Linked DNA regions of Homo sapiens: region 1 is linked to region 2. The links are chromatin loops, found by intact Hi-C in ENCODE. Cell type or tissue: dorsolateral prefrontal cortex. All regions are shown on one strand.

What was found. Peaks named below come from ENCODE experiments on the same cell type or tissue, not always from the same donor. Only the 100,000 strongest peaks of a DNase experiment are listed, where the experiment ranks them.
Region 1: a loop joins it to region 2, with 6 times the contacts of the local background. A loop is called at or near these places in 19 of 110 quality-filtered maps.

What each region holds. Positions count from the first base shown.
Region 1 is chr14:89,938,257-89,940,756 of GRCh38, forward strand. All of the region lies in intron 3 of EFCAB11 (EF-hand calcium binding domain 11), which reads right to left. Among named protein-coding and RNA genes, the nearest start is that of EFCAB11, 15 kb to the right of the region's middle. In dorsolateral prefrontal cortex, CTCF peaks have their summits at 1,370 (motif pointing right) and 1,596; a DNase peak (open chromatin) is centred at 1,375; H3K4me3 peaks cover 853 bases; H3K27ac peaks cover 529 bases.
Region 2 is chr14:90,234,076-90,236,575 of GRCh38, forward strand. No RefSeq gene overlaps it. Among named protein-coding and RNA genes, the nearest start is that of PSMC1, 21 kb to the right of the region's middle. In dorsolateral prefrontal cortex, CTCF peaks have their summits at 1,453 (motif pointing left) and 1,656; a DNase peak (open chromatin) is centred at 1,446; H3K4me3 peaks cover 267 bases.

The DNA of each region.
Region 1 (2,500 bases), 300 kb before region 2:
GTTCATTGTGTCACATATTGATTTTTCCAGGAGTTAAAAAAATGCTTAAAAATTAGGGTTTAAAAGGATGAAGCAGTCTTTCAAAAGACATAATGCCTTCTCTAGTCTGAGACACAAAATTCAAATTATGACTTTTGGAGGCCATGACAGTGAAGGGGTGGGAGAAGGATATAATGTGTTCGCACAGAAAGACTGCAAGGATGGTAGGTGAAAGTGACTTCAAAAATAGTGAGTTGTCACCTATGATAAATGAATTCAGAGGATAATATTTTCTTCCAGCTTACTATGGATGTGTAGGGAAATAAAGAGAAAATAATCTACCTTAATGGAAGAAATCAAGTTTTACTATATAATTGGAGGGAAAATGAGTAAAAACAGTTAGAGGCCAGGTGTGATGGCTCACATCTGTAATCCCAGCACTTTGGGAGGCCACGGCAGGCAGATCACCTGAGGTCAGGAGTTAAAGACCAGCCTGGCCAACATGGTAAAACCTTGTCTCTACTAAAAACACAAAAACTAGCCAGGTGAGGTGGTGCCGCACCTGTAATCCCAGCTACTCAGGAGGCTGAGGCAGAAGAATCACATGTTCACCTCCAGGCTTGAACCCGGGAGGCAGAGGTTGCAGTGAGCCAAGACCGCGCCACTGCACTCCAGCCTGGGCAACAAGAGCAAAACTCCATTTCAAAAAACAAAACAACAACAACAACAACAAAGCAAAAAAAAAAAAAAAAACCAGTTACAGTAGAATAGAGAAATCTGAACCAATAAAATCTTATTTCTATCAAACCCAGGCAGGAATTGTTACTTTTTTATTATACACATCTCCTGCTCATAAAGCTTAAAAGGTTCCTCAGTGTCAAACACCACAAAGTCCTAATACCTTATTCTGGACTTTAAAGCTTCATCCTTCCTTCCGTGCACACCGGTCCTTAATCCTTCCCAGCTCTCATCATGCCAGCTGACTCGGCTGGACACAATTCATTTATAGTTACATACTATATTCCTTGCTGTTGCAGAGGTTAAAAAAAAAAAGTAAAAATCCAAGAAGAGTAGATTCTGTTAATGGGAGGACTGCATTAACAGCATGATAGCTGATATATTTAGGTATGCAAATCTGAGATGGGCGAGAGATTTGTAAAAGAACAGGGATCTAGGAAGAAAAGATTTCAGGCACTGACGTGGACAGCACAGAAGAGGGTCTCTGAAGAACTCTACACAGAGAGCACAGCACCAGCAACAGGAGCAGGAGGCGGGGCACACAGCTGGCACCTGCCCTGCATTCATTTACCGCCTCTTTTCTCCTTTGCTCCATCACTATTTCAAATCCCACCCATCCTTCAGCATGTCCAGCTCCAGGCCCACACCTCCTCTAGGGGGCAGTGCTGCCCTCCTGAACTCTTATAGGTTTTCTTGCCTATAATAGTAATATAACATCTGGCCGTAAAAGAAGTGGCAATATTTCTTTCATCTTCCCTATCACATAAGATATATACACATTTTTTGATGGAGTCTTGCTCTATCGCCCAGGCTGGAGTGCAGTGGCGGGATCTCAGCTCACTGCAACCTCCGCTTCCCAGGTTCAAGCAATTCTCCTGCCTCAGCCTCTGGAGTAGCTGCAATTACAGGCACCCACCACCACGCCCAGCTAATTTTTGTATTTTTAATAGAGACAGTGTTTCACCATGTTGGCCAGGCTGGTCTTGAACTCCTGACCTCGTGATCCACCTTCCTCGGCCTCCCAAAGTGCTGGGATTACAGGCGTGAGCCACCGTGCCCAGCCCACATAAAATATATATTTTTAAATGTCTTTAGGTCAGTGTCTGTGTCTCCTAATTCTTCCCCATCTGTATAGTGAAACATATTCACTGTTTTCTAAATGGGTAATTAAATAAACATGGATGGGTGAATATCTGTAGGAGATTCCATAAAATGCTACGATTATAATTTCAAAATAAGGTAACCTTAATGTGTATGCAGTTTCCTGATTATAGAAAAGAACTAAGAAGCCAATTGAAATCTGAAATCAACCAAAACCTTCATCCCTGCTATACCCTGATCTTTGTTCCATAGGAGCCAAAATAAAAAACCATACACAACAGCAGGTGTTTTATGACAGAAACTAAGACCAGAAAAAGGATATTTAAATTTAGAAAAATAATACCTTTAATAGTCAACTGTCTTGTTTAGAACAAGCCAGACAAGATATTAATAAATAAAAGCATGCAAGCCAACTGACCATTAACCTACTCATCCACAAATTATTTTTCAATTGGACCTTACACTGGATAGCAGTCACACAGTCCATAATTACTGCTATGATGAATCAATCGCTTTGATTTTTCCATCATTCAAAGTTGAGGGTTAAAAGTAAGTTCCTGGAAAGCTTTTTCAAGTATCAAAGTAGAATATGTTCATTAATTTAAAATGGCAATAGTATAAGGAAACAGAAAAGATGCTCAATCTAATCGCCTAGTGAAAACAAAATTCTGAAGTCCTTTTT
Region 2 (2,500 bases):
AGGAGAACAAACGGGAAATAGAAAAGTTTGTGATTGTTTATGCAGAAGTGAGTGGTCTTTCCATTTTCTTCACGCCCATGGAACTCCCCCAGAGTGGGGATTTTTGGTAGGTTTCCTCTTGGTCTCTATCCTGGGAATAGGCCCACCCATGAAGAAGGAATTTCTGGCAGCTTTGTTTCCCAGAAGTTGCTGCTTTTAGTCAGATAAGGGAAGTTCCAAAAGGGCTTCTTTCTGCATCTGTTGACTCTCAAATGTCTTCATATAATCTTAGTAATAAATTAAAATAATCTTCATATCAATTCTGGGGTTCTGAGTAGTCCCCACCATGTTTAAGCTGAGACCTGAAAGTTAAGCAGGAGGAAGCCAGGCAGAAATGTCTCCAAGCAAAGGTTGTACCTCCCCACTCAGGGCTGGCTGAGGCATTGAGTACCTGGATGGGAAGTGGAGTTTAAGATACATCCCAATCAGCTGGGCGCAGTGGCTCCCACCTGTAATCCCAGCACTTTGTGAGGCTGAGGTGGGCGGATCACCTGAGGTCAGGAGTTGGAGACCAGCCTGACCAACATGGAGAAATCCCGTCTCTACTAAAAATATAAAATTAGCCAGGCATGGTGGTGCATGCCTGCAATCCCAGCTACTCGGGAGGCTGAGGCAGGAGAATCACTTGAACCTGGGAGGTGGAGGTTGCAGTGAGCCAAGATCGCGCCATTGCACTCCAGCCTGGGCGACAAGAGCAAAACTCGGTCTAAAAAAAAAAAAAGATACATTCCAATCCTAAAACTCTGGATTTCCTTGAGACAGAAAGAAGGAGATGAAAATTAAAATTGGGGCTCAACATTAGGCTTGGAGTCAGAATGTCTGAGTTAGACCTGACTGCCCATCAACTGTGTGGTCCCAGACAGGTCATTTAATGTCTCTGAGCCCCAATTTCTCATGTGCAAAATGGGAGTGACGCACCAACCTCAAAGCACCGTGGTGAGGTCGGATGAGCCAGTCTAAGAGAGCAAAGAGCGGGCATTCAGCAAGTTTAAGTGGAATCTGAAGTCTGGCTTTAGCTCATCTCTTGGTATCAAGTGCCCAAGTCATGGGCCTGGGGTCCAATGACATGGAGTGGTCTGGCTCCAGTCTGAAAGTGCCAGTCTCTCTCCAGCCAGTCCCGGGTAGCCAGGTGGAGCCTGGACAGAGAGAGGGAGGATGAGCCTGCAGATTGCAGAAGCAGCCCTGAAGACCAGGCTTTGAGCAGGATAGAGGCAAAATACTAGCCTTTCGGCCAAAGGGCTCAAGGGCCACGGTGAGAAAGAGCAGGCCAGCCCCGGGAGTGGGTGGGCAAGGAGCGTCCGGTCCGAGAGCGCCCAGGGCGTTTGGAGGCTCGAGGGGCAGACAAGTGCTCCACAGAGCACTTCTTAGGCAGGGAGGAACCGGCCCCTGCGCGGTATTTGGTATGCGGCGCCCTCTGCTGGTGAATATCTGAACTGCATGCACCTGTCAGAACCCGGGAAAATTCATTCCTTCTTCACAGGAAGCACTCAAGACAGTCACAGGCCGCCCGGGCTCTAAAGCTGAGTTTAGTTTTGGTGGCAGATTACCAAGCCTCAGGTCATTTTACCTAAACGCTTCATTTGAAAAAAAACTTTTAACAAACTTGCCTGCCGGGCACTGTTTTAGGTACATTACAAATGCCACCCAGCTTTTTATTCAAAGTTATGTGAGCAGGGTCTATTAGCATATCCGTTTTACAGATGAGGACACTGGTGCCAGGGCTTACACGCTGACATGTAAGCATGCATGTAAGCTGACATGCGGCAACCGGGGGGCACCCAGGAAGCCCGGCCACAGGGTGCCTGCACTTCACCATTCCAGTACCTGCCCCCCTTTTTTTTCTTTTTGATATAACAGCTTAATTGAGATATAATTCACATACCATACAATTCACCCACTTAAAACTCACAACTCAGCGGTTTTTAGTGTGGTCACAGGTGTCTGCAACCATCACCAGAGTACGTTTTAGAGCATTTTAATACCCCCTCCAAAAAGCCCCTTACCCATTTGCACTCACTTCCCGCCCCCTCCTTCCTACCCCCAGAAAACCACTAATCAATCTTTCTTTTTTCTTTTTTTCTTTCTTTCTTTTTCTTTCTTCTTTCTTTTTCTTTTCTTTCTTTCTTCCTTCTTTCCCTCCCTCCTTTCCTCCTACCTCCCTCCACTCTCTCTCTCTTTCTTTCCTTCCTTCCTTCCTGCCTGCCTGCCTTCCTTCCTTCCTTCTTTCTTTCTCAAAGTCTCTCTCTGTTGCCCAGGCTGGAGTGCAATGGTGCAATTATGGCTCACTGCAGCTTTGACCCCCGAGCTCAAGTGCTGCTCTCACCTCAGCCTCCGAAGTAGCTGTGTCCACAGGCATGTGCCAGAACACCCAGCTAATTTTTGTGTTTTGTAGAGATGAGATTTCACCATGTTTCCTAGGCTGGTCTCAAACTTTTGGGCTCAAGGGATTTGCCTGTCTTGG